Regions from separate parts of the Homo sapiens genome. Here all the other regions are linked to region 2. The links are chromatin loops, found by intact Hi-C in ENCODE. Cell type or tissue: mammary epithelial cell. All regions are shown on one strand.

The links. A loop is a pair of places that touch in the nucleus more often than their neighbours do. Peaks named below come from ENCODE experiments on the same cell type or tissue, not always from the same donor. Only the 100,000 strongest peaks of a DNase experiment are listed, where the experiment ranks them.
Region 1: a loop joins it to region 2, with 6 times the contacts of the local background. A loop is called at or near these places in 6 of 110 quality-filtered maps.
Region 3: it touches region 2 in a loop (9-fold over the local background); 24 of 110 quality-filtered maps call a loop at or near these places.

What each region holds. Positions count from the first base shown.
Region 1 is chr15:57,748,834-57,753,833 of GRCh38, reverse strand. It overlaps LOC105370834 (a long non-coding RNA gene), which reads right to left. Exons shown (of 6, transcript XR_001751554.3): 4 at 2,388-2,663. Among named protein-coding and RNA genes, the nearest start is that of POLR2M, 45 kb to the right of the region's middle. RefSeq lists enhancers at 854-1,450, 1,873-2,625. In mammary epithelial cell, CTCF peaks have their summits at 1,307 and 2,435; no DNase peak of the experiment used is centred here.
Region 2 is chr15:57,664,864-57,669,863 of GRCh38, reverse strand. The region is part of intron 10 of GCOM1 (GCOM1, MYZAP-POLR2M combined locus); the gene reads right to left. The region is part of intron 11 of MYZAP (myocardial zonula adherens protein); the gene reads right to left. It also overlaps the pseudogene LOC124903589. Among named protein-coding and RNA genes, the nearest start is that of POLR2M, 39 kb to the left of the region's middle. In mammary epithelial cell, a CTCF peak has its summit at 2,424 (motif pointing left); no DNase peak of the experiment used is centred here; H3K4me3 peaks cover 144 bases; H3K27ac peaks cover 259 bases.
Region 3 is chr15:58,068,849-58,073,848 of GRCh38, reverse strand. ALDH1A2-AS1 (ALDH1A2 antisense RNA 1) reads right to left here. Exons shown (of 3, transcript NR_147215.1): 3 at 1,144-3,041. Among named protein-coding and RNA genes, the nearest start is that of ALDH1A2, 5.6 kb to the right of the region's middle. In mammary epithelial cell, a CTCF peak has its summit at 2,834 (motif pointing right); no DNase peak of the experiment used is centred here.

The DNA.
Region 1 (5,000 bases), 84 kb before region 2:
ACCGCCTCAGCTCCAGTACTACTTCTACATGAAGTCTTCCCGGCTTCCTCCAACTGGAAGCAACAGCTCCTCCCTTGCTTGTCTCTCCTGAAATAGTGTCCCTTTCTAGCATACCTTCCCGTTTTCTATATATTTGTCCTATTCCTAGGCCCTTCGTGGGAAGACACATTATCTGCTTTACAGCACAGAACCTTGCACCATGGCAGGCTCAAAGATATATAGTAAATTCCCTACTTAATTAGGAAGTAAGCAACATTGTAAGACCATGGACTGTGAGTTGGAGCAAATGATAATAACAATAACCACCACAACAGCAATCATGCCTCTGTTTGTGGAGTCTTTATACCTTATACACACCTTTACCTTCGCAAATATTAACCAGTCAAGTCTCACGAATATCTCTAGGGTGGGCAGCATAAATTCTATTCTCCCCAGTTTGCAGGTTGGTGGTGAGTCTCTGGGAGGCCCAGTGACTTACTTAAGGCACCACAACCAGCCACGGGTAGGGCTGGGCCTGCAATCAGGCCTTCTACATCCAAGTCTGACCTTGTTTCATGACACCATGTTGATAACAACACTCTGGTCCACTCTTGCTTTTTCAATAAGAAACCTACAAGGAGCGTGTATGCACCTGCAGTTCCAGATCCAAACGAGCCTGGGGCACAGGGAGGAGGCAGCCTTCACTGGGAGGTCTCCGCTCAGCCAGGCTCCCGGCACCACGTACCCACTGAGCTTTATTCCCTACCATTGATGTTGCCAGCTCTGGCCCTGGGTCTGAGGAGCAACACTGCTGCAGCCGCCAGCTGGCAACTGCCCAGCACTGGGCAGGACCCATCCTTTGCCCCCTTCCCCGGCTGCCTAAGACACGCATTCGCACTACCTCCATGTACCAAAAAATAAAAATAAAAAATAAAAAATAAAGGGAAAAAGAAAAAGAAAGTCTGGTTTTGCTTAATTTTAATCCTGGAAATGGAGAAACACACTTTGCTTTTGCTTTTGGTTTCTCACCAAAAGGCCGTAGGAGTTTACAGCAGCTGACTCCTACAGGACCCCAGCATTTCCTTAGATGGGCAATCAGAGCGGCCGCCCACTGTGTGCAGAGACACTGGCTCCAGCTCCCCCAACAGGCTCTGCGAGCCCTGCACTCAGTCCTGCAGCGCAGAAGCCTTCTCCGGAGGAAGGCTAGCTCCTCCTGAAGACAGTGGGTGAGACAACACTGCCCATCTGGGAACCCACGGGGCCTCTGGGAAGCCCATGGGGCCCCTCTGCTGTGGATGAACCTGGTGGTGCATTCTTCCCAGGGCCAGGACTAGGGGGAGCAAGTGAGGCACGCTCCTTGGTGTAAAATTGAAGGGGGCACCGAAAAATGCAGTGATCAAGAGACATACCATTTAAATGCAACAGCAAGAAATGAACATTAATGCCAAAAAATAACATGACGAATCAAGGAGCAAACTTCCTCACAGTAAAAAGCCATAAGGAACAGAAGCAAGGTAAATATAATACCCAAGAGCCAATTTAATCTCAAGTAAAGTTTCAGAGCAAAATTTTATATTACTGGGGACAAAAGGGTAGGTACATCAATGGAGACATTCCCACCTTTAGCAGTGCTGACCTTGCTCCTATCATACCTGGGGCTGGGCAGGCAAGAATGGAGGGAGCAGGAAGGGGAGTCAGCTTAGGTAGGAAATGTCATAAGCAAAGCCTGGGTGGACATCACCTCAAAATATTGCTAGGGCACAAATTCAAATAATCCCTTTCATTCTTTTTTTGTTTGTTTGTTTTTGTTTTTGAGACAGAGTCTTGCTGTGTCACCCAGGCTGGACTGCAGTGGTGCAATCTGGGCTCACTGCAACCTCCGCCTCCCAGGCCCAAGTGATTCTCAAACCTCAGCCTCCAGAGCAGCTCAAATCTTCTCTTTCATTCTGATGAGAAAACTCTGCCTTATTCTTTGAGCTTGTGGCAGTTGTCTGTAGTAGCAATCAGAGGGTTAATTGAATATAATGAAGATATAGAGGAGGACACATCAGTTAATTAACTTAGGAGAAAACATTCCCAGGGTTTTGATTTACTTCACAGGAAGAAGCAAAATATTGGACATCTTCTATTATTTCACTCTTGCCTAGAGAGTAAATGTGAGATAAACTTGCCGAAAATTCCAAAAAGGTTGCTATAATCCCTAGCCATCTCAGGGGTGATGTTTTCATTACAGGGAATAAAAGGTTGTCTTTAAAATGCAAACACACCCTGAGTAATCCTCTCAGGAATCTACTTTGAAGCCACTAGATCTTACCATTTTGGTTCTGGGGCTTCTGAAGAAAATTGCAAAGGAAAGAACTAATTCCTTTTTTTTTTTTTTCTTTAATTGGAAAAGTTTTTGAACCAACCTGCTTCCATGATGGGCAGTGAGATGTTTGCTGTGCTGCTGACATCTACTGAGAGACTGTGAAATAGCAGTTCGGGAAGTAAAGGAAATCAAAGCTCCTCTTGAGAAAGCTCTGTCTCTAACAGGTGATGCCATCTGTAGCACATCATCGACCTTTGAGCAAGCACTCATCAATTTCCACAGAATGTCAGGATCCTGGAATGTTCACCCAGGCAGCTTGGAAAAAGGAATGGGGCTGCAGCCATTGTGGGGACAGCAGTCTCCCTTCTAGCACTCTCTGCAAAAGGAAAGGAAACGCTTCTTAGAGCTTGATACCAATTTTCACACTCAGTCCCCTTAGCACCCTTCCAGCTTAGTATTAGTAACTCATTGTACAGATGCAAAAACTCAAATCCACAAATGTCCCGTGGCTTATCTAAAGCTACACAGCTAGAAAGTGTCAGGACGGGAATGAAACACAGAGAGTGACCTGTCTCTGCGCCTGTGCCCTGTCCATACTTTCTGTCCCCAAGAGAGCAACACCATAGATCCAAACCAAAACCCCAAAAAGCCCAACTCTAGGAAATGCACAGGCTCCACTTCACTCCCAGGAGATTCCTATGGATCTATGGAAGAAAATGAGGCAGTGACCGAGGAATTTAAACTCTGGGGTGAAATCATTTCCTCCCAATTATTCTTCGTCTAATGACAAAGATGCACCACTAAAAAAGTGACCTATGCCCTCTAACCTCTGAGAAGATCTGAGTCACATGGCAATTCTATTTGTAACATTACAAGATTATAGAGGCCAGTTTTCCCTTCCTCCTCATTTTCTTCTCCCCCATGACATTTTTAGAAAGTCACATTCATTTATTTTATCATTAGCTATATGCCTTAACCCTGGCCTTCAGTGCAGAGCCTGCTTCACTCTTCTGTAAATTAGCTCATTCCTCTGCAGGTGGACCCCAAATAATCTAGCATGTCTTCCTTCCACACATAGAGGCACCTGTTTGCACACACTTAAAGCTATCCGTCTAAACAGAAAACTGTTTTTGATGTATGTCATTCTGTGGGCAGCTTTTCTATGCCATGACTGCTAACATAAAAGGAGATATGAGCCAAGTTTTGAAAAAAAAAAACTATTATTTCACAGAAAGTGGTTATCAAAATAGTAAAAATAAAAATAAAAATAAAAATTAACTTCATTAAAAATGATGGTATCGGGCCGCAGGGGGGCGGAGGTTCTGCTGGTAGGTCAGCCAGGGAATGAAAATGAGCTAGGGGTGAGAGTACTTTTCTCTATAAGTTGGTTTGGTAAGTTTTGTCTTCTTTTAGAAAGCTGGGTTCCAAAAGGGTAGACAGAGGGCTCATTAAGTAGTTATTTTTTCAGTTACTGGTTTCAACTAATTTTTTGGAACTGATAATGCAGGTACATGGTATAAATTTCAAAAGATACAAAAGACTATACAGTAAAAAGCAAGTCCCTCTCCTACCCTGGACCGTGGCCATTGGGCTCATCTTCCCTGACGCAAGCTTGCCAGCTTTTGTATATCTTTCCCTATATATACCATATATGCACATTTACAGATGTTCTTTTTAGCTTTAACCACATAGCCATATACTATGCACCCTGGTCTACACCATGGTCGTTTCTCTTAACCACATATCTTGGAGATTCTTCATCAACAAGTAGAGTTTAAACAAGTTGGACAAGGCCACCATGGTTCCAAGAGCACCCTGTAACTTTATAAGAAGTCTTTATGAGTGGTTGCCAAAATGAATGTCATCCTGGGGATTACAAGATCTTTTCTCTTTCGAGGCACCACCAAACTATGACCAAGAATGCTCTGGGATTTTTTTCATCCAGGGTTTCTACCTTAATATATTCAATTGGATGACAAATTTCTCTTATACTGGGTGCATTTCTATTTAATTTTCTTCTTCAGTGAACTTAAGAAGAGAGCATCTGGGAATCACGAATTCAATAATGAAGTTTAATTCAAAGTAGACTTGTATGTTTAAAAAAAAAAAAAAGAAAGAAACCACACGCAAGACCATAGTATTCTCTTGCAATGAAGCAGATGCAATGGAAAGAAGATTGAGAAGAGGTGGCTTCAGGGGGCTGTTCTGCAGGAGTCAATACTTGACTATGTCCCTAGGGTTCTCAATGTCCTGGTCTTAGCTCTTTTTCACTCATCTAGGGAATCTGCATTAGAAAGTTTTACTGACACTTTATTAATTTATATGAAAAAGAAAAAAATACGTGTAAATGCAATCAGCATTTCTGACCAGGGACGAACAGATTCTCTATTCTGGTCCCAGCTGATTTGTAAGTGGGGACACACAGCTCTGGTCCCATGATCTAGTCTAGTTAACAATAACTAGTTCTGTGACCTTAGCCAGGTCTAAGAATTTCCAAGTCTAAAATGCTGGTGACTGTCACATCCCCTTGCCTCAACTTCACCATACCTTCTCATCCCAAATTCTTCCACACCACCCTAATTCTCATGAACTTTATACATTTTACTTTCATCAGCAGGTTCTTTTCCTAGAGCAGCTAACAGGGATAGTGGACATCACTCTGCATATGACCAGAGCGCTGGTACCCATCAGATCTGGCCCAGTCTGTGGAGCT
Region 2 (5,000 bases):
AATATTTTGAACTGGAAGATAATAAAAGTAAAGTATATCAAAGCTTGTGAGATGCAGGTGAAGCAGAGATTAGAAGGACATTTATAGCTTTAAAGGTTTATATTAAAAAAGAAGAAAGGTCTAAAATCAATGACCTAAGTTCTACCTCAAGAAGCTAGAAAAAGAAGAGCAAAGTAATCCCGAAATAATTAGAAGGAAGGAAGTAATGAACATCAGGGCAAAAGTCAATAAAATAGAAAGCAGACAAGCAATGGAGAAAATCACCAAAGCCAAAAGCTATTTTAATTATTTTTTAAAATCAACAAAAATTGATAACCCACTATCTGGTTAAAGAAGAGAAAGAGAAAGAGAGACAGAGACACAGAGTGGATAAGATAGGGAGAGAAAGAGGGTACAAATAATATCAGAAATTAAAGAGACATTAAAAGTAAACAACTGGGCATCTGTGTAGAAAAAAAGAGTATTGATACCTTTGCTTCACACAAAACCCAAAAATCAACTTAAAATGGATCAACTAAATAAACAAGTAAAAACCATAAAATTCTTAGGGGAAATCACAGGAGAACATATTTGTGACCTTGTAGTAGGCAAATATTTCTCAGGACACAAAAGACAAAAATCATAAAAGAAATAAATGGTTAATTGAAAACCAAAAATAAAAAATCTCTTCAACAGGGCCTGGCATGGTGGCTCATGCCTATAATCCCAGTACTTTGGGAACCCGACATGGGCTGATCACTTGAGCTCAGGAGTTCGAGACCAGCCCGGGCAACGTGGTGAAACCATCTCTACTAAAAATACAAAAATTAGCCGAGCGTGGTGGCATGCACCTGCAGTGCCAGCTACTCAGGAGGCTGAGAGGTAGGAGATAACTTAAGCCCAGGATGTCAAGGCTGCATTGAGCCAAGATTGCACCACTGTACTCCAGCTTGGGTATCTGTGCAAGACCCCATTGCAAAAAAAAAAAAATATATATATATATATATATATCTTCAACAGACATCATTAAGAAAACAAAAAAGTAAGTCACAGGATGGGAGAAAATGTTCATAGCACATACATCTGACAAAGGACTCGAATCCAGAATATATAAAGAACTCTTCCAACTCAATAGTAAGAAAACTAAAAGCTCAATAAAACAACGGACTAAAGATTGGAACAGACACTTCAAAAGATGAAACTTATAAATGGCAAAAAGCATATGAAAAGATTCTCGAAAAGAAGAAAAGATGCTCAGCATCACCAGTTGACAAGGAAATGCACATTAAAACCACATGAGACAGCACTCTATATCCCCTAGCATGGCTCAATTTATTTTCTTTTGTTTTTATTTTTATTTTGGAGCTTTCAAAGCCAGAAAACCTACTAGACAAATTCTAAAAGCTATAACACTGAATGGCTAAATTTAAAAGGTTGGCAATACTAGGTCTGGGTTAGGATATGGAGACACTGGTACACTCAAACTGCTGGAAAATTAAAATACTACAACCCCTTTGAAAAACTGACGGTCTCTTAAAAAGTTAAACTTATACCTCCTTTTACGACCCAGCTATTCCACTACCAGGAATTTACCCAAGAGGAACTAAAACTATCTTCACATAATGAGTTGTACTCTAATGCTCACTGCAGCTTTATTCACAATAGCCCAGAGCTGGAAACAACTCAAATGTATTTTGTCAGCTGAATGAATAAACTGCGATATATTCATACAATGGAATACCACTCTGCAACAAAAGGGAATGCATACAACTTAGATGCGCCTCAAATCATTATGCTGAGTGAAAGAAGCTGGACAGAGAAGAGGGCATGCTATATGATTCCATTTCTAGAAATGCAAATCATACAGTGGATTCCCACTAAATGGAAATCCATAGTGACCAAAAGTGATAAAAAGTGACTCACCATCTACAGAAAAAAAAGATCAAGAATTGCCTAGGGATGAATGGAAAGCTGGGTTGCAAACTGAAACAGAATCTTTGGTGGGGTGATAGAAATTCTCTCTATCTTGATTGTAGTGGTTATTTCATGGGTATAAACACTGTCAAAACTCAGTGGATTATATGCTTAAACAGAAACACTTACTTATGTAAGTTAATAAATAACAGAAACTTATTTATGTAAGTTAATAAATAACTAAGTTGATAAGGTAAAAAATAAAAGATGATGAGAGCCTGAACATGGGCAGTAAGAGGAGAGTTAGAGAGCGTGGGACAGATTTAAGAAAAGTCTTTAAAAATTAAATTAACCGATTTGATACAATAAATCAAGACTATCTCCTTCTTAGTCTTGCAGAATATGACTACAGTGGAACGACAAAGAATAGCCTCAGACTGCTGCCTGGACTGTGCTACAAAAAAGATTGCTTCTGGGATTGAGAAGCAAATTCCATGGTTTTCCTGCTTTCAAACACCACCCCCTTGTGTTTATATGTGTAACGAATACCAACCCAATGGCTTGGGAGGCACATGTGCCTTTCACGAAGGGAGAAAATGTGCAGCACTTCTGGACATTTTTTGGAAATTATGTCACGAATGTTTGGCGGTCACCTCCCCCACCATTCCCCTCAGGCCCAGGGGTGTGGGCAGCTCGGGGGCTGTAGCACATACACTGAATGTGTGTTCCATAAAATGCATGTGGGGAGCCGAGTGCCTGGTGCTGCCGCTCCAACATTACACAGAAAAATTAATAATAGTCGCAAGAATGCATAACAGACACACTGAGAGGCTCAGGTGCTACACAACACACATTAAATGCAGGATGGACAAAACCAAGACATTTGACTCCTTTCCTCTGACTTTTGAATTGAGCTGTAAGTGTAGTATATCCGACAGAGAAAAGTGTAACGAAATCTGTTCAGAGTTTCAGAAAGCTTATGAAGATAAATGCTTGCAATGTTATTTTAAGAACATTTTCTATATTGGAAATGGAGAATATTTCTTCTTCTCCAGAAGTTGAGCTAATAAAAAAAATTGTTTGAAAAAAAGAAAAAGAAAAAAGAATGGGCATATTTTTGTTATCAGGAAGATTTTCTTTTTCACATTTATTTTAGAATCAGAGGGCACATGTGCAGGTTGGTGACAAAGGTATATTGTGGGATGCTGAGGTGTGGGGTATGACTGAGGCCATCACCCAGGTAATAAGCATAGTACCTAGTAGGTGGTTTTTCAGACCTTTTCCCCCTCCCTCTTTCCCGCATCTAGTAATCCCCAGTGTTTATCGTTCCCATGTTTATGTCCCCTGAACACCGCATGTTCTCACTCATCAGCGGGATCAGGAAGATTTTAAATTGGTTGATGAAAATGTAGTCTGACAGGGCCAGGCTAGAGCAAGCTTTTAGGAGTCTGCTGTGTCATTTGGATTTGGGGCAGAGGGAGGAGGGAGTTCAAAATCTAATGAGTTTAAACCCAGGTAAGCACAAATGATGAATCCAGGGACTAAAATAATCCATATTCTCTGTTTTAAAAGAAAAGAAGAAGGGTTCTAGAGTGTCAGCCATGACCTAGGAAAGGGCCTGTCCTTTTCTCCGAGCCCAGGATCAGGTAGAGGGTGTTCCCTTAACTGTCTAGGATCCTAATACGATTTCAACATTTCAACAAAGTTTTCAAACATTAAAAATGGTAATAATCTCAGAGTTGATCTAAGCCTTCTCCCTTTTTTAAAGATGAACTAACCGAGTCCAGGTTGTTGGTGGCATGATTTGCCCAAGGTCATGCACAGATAATGGCAGAATGTGAGTCAGAACCGAAGTCTCCAAAAGGTTGAGTAATTAAGAAAGAATTAACATTTGTCCATCTTTCGCACTGTGCCAAGCACAATTCTAAGTCTTTTGTATCTATTATTTAATCATAAAAAGTTTCTTTCAAGTGGGAGGGATTATCCCTATTTCACAAATGCTGAAACTGATGCTCAGAGGGGTAGAATTACCTGCCCAGAGTTACTCTGCTTGTAAGCAGAGGTGTCAGGGTAAAAACACAAAGCCCTTAGGTATAACTGCAGAGTTACATAACACTAATGGTGCACTAGTAAATTTTTGACAATAAAATCCCTAGGTTAAAAAGCTCTGATTGTGACATATGTCAATTTCTGTGGTGTCAAGACCTCCTCCATAGCTAATTGCAAGCGACCAACATGACATCCCCAAATGGAGACCTGAGAAGTGATGCATGTCTTCCGCTTTCATTAACCAGTATGAAGCAGCTCCAGCACAGTGCTGGATATGTCATGCAGTCCTGAACCCGTAGCTCAAGAAGCAGAACAGCTAAAGTGTTCTTGGGGAACAGCTAGGAACTGGACTAACTGAGGACATGTGTAAGAGCCAAGGCTCTTCAATCTGAAACTAAGGGTTGCTTCTTTAAAACCAACAGCACTGTGGCTAAGAGGAGCACAGGCATGATCAATAAATCCCCAAATACTGCCTGGGCATGGAGCCAGAATACATAATAGGAGTAATGACATCATACAAGACCATCAGCTTATGACACTTAAACTCTAAGACTTGATATGAATCCCAAACTCCTATGAATTCTGCAAATATCGGGGCCAACTGCTAAAAGAAGCTGAAATATTGCCAGCCTATAAGACTCACGTCCAGCCTCACCCTCCCAGGATGAACCTTTCAGGTTGCTGCAGGCAAAGGACTGCTGGGCCCTATGGCCTGCTAGTAGGACCTGGCTTGTACAATCCCTGCTCATGTTCACCTAAAGGTGAAATTCTCTTTGTTAAATTATCACACAGCTGAGTTTGATGATAGTCTCCAACTTTGAGGATGAGCAAAAGAGAAAGAGTGATTCATTATGGGACATAGCTATAAATCTAAAATATTTATCAATGACAATAAAAGAGTCCCTGGGACGCAGGCAATTAAAGAAACAGTAACACATATGGCATTTACCATGAGCCAGGTACTTTTCTAATCACTTAAGTATTAACATATTTAATCATCATAACAACTCTATGGAGAGGATGCCACTTCACAGAGAGAGTTCCTATTTACCAATAAG
Region 3 (5,000 bases), 400 kb before region 2:
AGATTCCAAAAATCACTGACCATAGAACATTAAATTATTGAAAGTATGTCTGGACATATCTTTAAATCATGAAATCAAGTGAGTTTTGGAGTGATCCTAAGGTATACTAAACATTTTGTTTAGTTTGTGATATTAATTTTCTCATTTAGTTTTTTTCTCAAGCATTTGTTATGAAAAACACAAGTTAGGAAAAACTCCATAATCTGGAGTGACCATCTAGATTTGTACATTTTTATACTAAAAAATGTCTTCAGATGTGTTTTTTTTTTCTTTGCAATTTTGAATTTCATATTCCTCTACAAGGGCAGGTTTCTCTGGACAGCATATTGACTTTCCTATCTTGGCAGGTCCGTAAAACTCCTTAAGAGCAGTATAGTACTCAGAAATGTTAAAACGGAAAATTCAAGCTATTTAAGTTATAGAACAGACTCTTTCCTTTCTTCAGAGCAGAAAAGTTTCAGTCATTTCAACTGGCAGGCAGATGTTGCCCTAGTGCTGCCTCCATATTCATTAGCCCATAATGAATCTATTAATTGAATATGTAAGTTTGGCTAATTAGATGTAAGACATTACTTCAGATTTAAAGGGTAATAATAAAAAATTTAAACTGCAACACCAGATCAAGCATTTAAGAGTTGATAAATGTGAACTGGAAAGTGCACAATTCCAATATAAATTAGCTAATTGCCTCTGCTAATTTAGGTGAAATACATTAGCAGAAAGGTCAATCCATTTGAGGCTGGATGTGTTTTTCAAATACTAAATTAAAAACAGCAAATCAAAGAGCACTACGAAGTGGAAAGGCACAGAATCCATCTGCCCAATCCAGAGGTTTAGAGTGGATTCAAGTAATCCCACATGGTTAACCTTCTGGGGGTTAAATAGTGGTTCTCAAACCAGGCTGTGCCTTACTAGACATCAGAAAGTTTGTTTAAAATATCAATCCCTTAAGCTCCCTCTTAAACTTATTGAAATCTCTGGAGGCGCGACCAGGCATCCGTATTTTGTAAAGCTCCCTAAATTACAATTGGAACCTGGTTTGAAAACCACCGGTCTATTCCATGACTGTCTGATCCCCTGACTAAACAACAGTAGGTGGCAACACCTCTCTACAGTAGGTGTGTATGCACTAGAAACATGACATAGTGTTATATATAATGCTTTTAATGGAAAAAAAATAAGCTGCCCTTGTTTTCACCTCTATTATCTCTTCTGGCTAGGTCTATACCAAAGGGTATTATACTTGAGATCATATAACTCGAATTTGGGAAGTGGGAGGTAATCTCAGCTCCAAGTATTTGCTTTTAGAAATTCCAGTTTTACAAATTGCTAATTTGGTAGATACCGTCAGTTACCTTTACACTAAAAAATGTCAAAGAAGTTCTTTGTTGGGCTATGTTCTGGAAAATATTCTCTTCATCTTTTGTGACACATGTTCTTCGGAGCACTTAGAAGATTATAAATGCCCATGGGAGGCCCCCCCAAAAATATTTGTGCGTGGGTTGTGTGTGGGTTGTGAATGGGCTGTCCCCTTTTAGACATCCTCTTTCACTCTCATTGTACACTGGATATTCTGACTTCTTTCCTGTCTCATGTGAATATTTTCACAGATTTGGTTACTGTCATTCCACCCTCACTGTGAATTTGAGGGTAGGGATGTGCCACAAACTTCCGTTGGGTTCTTCATAGACTCTTTGTCAATGCTTGGCACATAGTATATGCTCAATGAATATTTGTTCAATTGAACTTAGATGACTGACAGAGAAAAAAAATCCAGGTTTAGGAACTGCAGTCAGGAAAACACAGATGCTCTGAAAGTGGGGTTATACAGCCTGAAGCAAGACCGCTCCTTGCCATTTGGTGGTAGATGTCCAAATTGGGTACCTATTCCAGCCCTAAATGCCTCCCAGTTTTACTCTATGCCTTTCACACAGCAAACCGTTTGGTTGAGACAAAAGAGGCTGCCATGCCTCCTCTGTTGTCAGGACGTCTAAAGTGTTCCTCGTTATCTTTTCAGTGGCCCATTTCAGCATGTAAAAAGAGAGAGACAGTTCACTTAGCCTCATTTTCTAATGAATATAAATACAGATCCCTGCCCCGAATAGTGCCAAAGTTCATGTGAGAATTCCTTATGTCCAAAGATCCTGTGAGTTGAGTGGCTGTATAAGCGCAGATGCACTTGGGGAGGAAGCTTAGGAATCGGAGGGTCCTATGTTAAGTATTAGGCTGATGCCAAAGTAACTGAGGCCTTTGCCACTACTTTTAAATGGCAAAACTCGCAATTACTTTTGCACCAACCTAATAATAACAGGAGTTATTTGTAGAATTGACGGATTTTAGAAGGGTAAAAGGAAAAAGGAAAGCTAAGAAATGTGAAATAAAGAAAAAAGCAGACAACTTAGTTACACGCCAAGTCCTTAACTGAGCGAGAAGAGAAATAAATTCTGGAATCTGTCTATTAATAATTCTTCCTCACCCACAAGATAAAAACAGTAGCTTCCAATCTGAGACACACTCATGCAACTTCCTCTGTGACAGAGTGCTCTGAACACTATGTGAGTGGGACCATAGTGTTCTCAGTATTGCACTTTCTACGGTAAATTTGGCTAAGAAACACTTTTGTTCTTTTCCTGTAAGTCAAAAGAAAGTCCTCCTAAACTAACTAAAATCTAAAATTTGTCTGACTCTAGGAGATTTTTTTTCTCCAGACAAATTCAAATTAAATGATAACATCTCTTAAGGATTTCTCACCAGTATCAGATAAAAATACATTGAATCCAAGCTATTTGAATGGACAATACTCAGTTGCACATACACACCATCAACTGCAGGGGGCGCCAATGCCTTTTCCCTCAGGCCCTTCAGAAAAGGCGGTGCAGCTGGAATTTTAATTTCTTCCTGTCTGTTAAGTGTGATTATTGATGAAGTACTGCGCTCATCCCAGTACCCAAATTGAAGCTTCTCGAACATATACGAAATGGAACTGGGCCTTACAACAAAGGCAAATCTAGTTCCCATGTTTAAAATAGTCTCCGGGGTCCCTGAAAAGTAGAGGGTATATTTTAAAAGAAAAGAACTGTGTTTTGTATCAAAACATAGTTTTTTGAGTCATAACCAATTAGGACTCTACTCCCTGCAACTCCAAATACCTCTTCTCATAGAATATAGTGACCAGAGGCCATATCAAGAAATGAGGAACTTAATATCTAGAGAATTTTTATGGTTAATAAATACCACAGTCTCAGCCTCTTTTCTTCTGGATGTTAGAAGGAAAAGGATAATTAAATGAGAGTTTAGATCTCACATAAAAAGTTAATATACAGGTTAAATAAAAATATAAGTGGATTTATTTTATAGAAGTTTTCATAATGGGTCCCAAATACTTCATTAAGCATTTCTGGATAAAAATATGTAAAGCTCTTTATAAGCTTTTGTTAATAAATTAAATACCATTTCTCTATAAATATATTTTGCATTAAGCTTTCCTGTTAGAGTTTTCAGGAAACATTTCAAATAAAGTGGCCAGGCATATCCCATTTGAGATGAATGAGATCATTAGGAAACACTTATATCTGAAATAAGCACTGAGATCATTCTGCATACAACCTGAGGGCCCTAATTTTTTAAATATTTCAAACAATGTGCCTCTTTCAAATCATTAGATGTAGAGACATTTAAGGAACTGATTCAATTAGCCCAGAAGAGGGGAATGCTATAATGTGTGATTTATTTTTGAAGATAAATTAAAATGCAAGTGTATCTGTTAGGAAAGGTAGGCTGTCATCATGGTTAGTAATGGGAACAGGAAAGCAATTAAGCAGGGCCACCTGAGGCTGAAACAGCCCCTAAACATAGAAACTTGACATTCAAGCTGGACATTCGGTTACTGTCAAAATCAAGTGCATCTTCTTTGAGAGGGATCTTTGAGCTGCATTTAGTTCCCTTCATTGATTTCTAAAGACTAGTTCTCAACTTAACAAATACTTTCCTCCCCTTAACTGCAGCTAACAAGAAACCTAAACTGTTATGGTTTCATAACTTAAAGTCAAACTTCACATAAAGCTGATGCCTTAAAATTACAGCTTTGCATTCTATTATTTAGGTGAGGAAATATGAGGCAAGAATTTATTTTTCTCCTCTGCAACTCCAGGATATTGGCTCCACCAGGCCTAATAAATTGTTTTCATAAGGAAATAAATACAGCATGCTGCAGCTTAGGTTCCCTTATGCAAGGGGTTTCAAACAAGATGTATCCTAAGCAATAAATAATTACAGAATGGGGGGGGTGGGAGGAGAAACACTGTAAAGGTGGGAAAAAAACAGTTTCTTAGCCAAATTGGGGGGAAAAGGCTGAAATTCAAATTGTTAGAAATCTGAAGGTAGTTGACTGTCTTTTTATTTTTAGAGACAGGGTCTCACTCCATCACCCAGGCTGGAGTGCAGTAGCGTGATCATAGCTCACCATAACCTTGAACTCCTGCTTCAAGCGATTCTCCTCTTTCAGCCTCCTGAGTAGCTAGGGCTATAGGAATGCACCACCACGCCTGGATACTTTTTTTTTTTTTTTGGTAGAGGCAGGGTCTTGCTATGTTGTCCAGACTGGTCTTGAACTCCTAGCCTCAAGCAATCCTCCCACCTTGGCCTAATTACGGGTGTAAACCACCGCATCTGGCCAAAGACTGTCTTCTTAACTATTGTGAAATCTGTAGAGGATATGAGAAAACACTAAAACTAGATGATAAAAGAAAGAGAAGAGGAAATAAGAATGTGAGAAGAGGTGTTAAGGCAGCCTTGGAAGTAATAGCCTTGTAAATCTTACAAACTGAAACCAAGAAGATGAACACCAAAGAAGCATTTATAATTCACTGTTCTTTTCCGCTACATCTTGTCCCTACCTTGATTTAAAAAGCTTGAACAACAGCCGGGCATGGTGGCTCATGCCTGTAATCCCAGCACTTTGGGAGTCCGAGGAGGGTGGATCAGTTAAGGTCAAGAGTTCG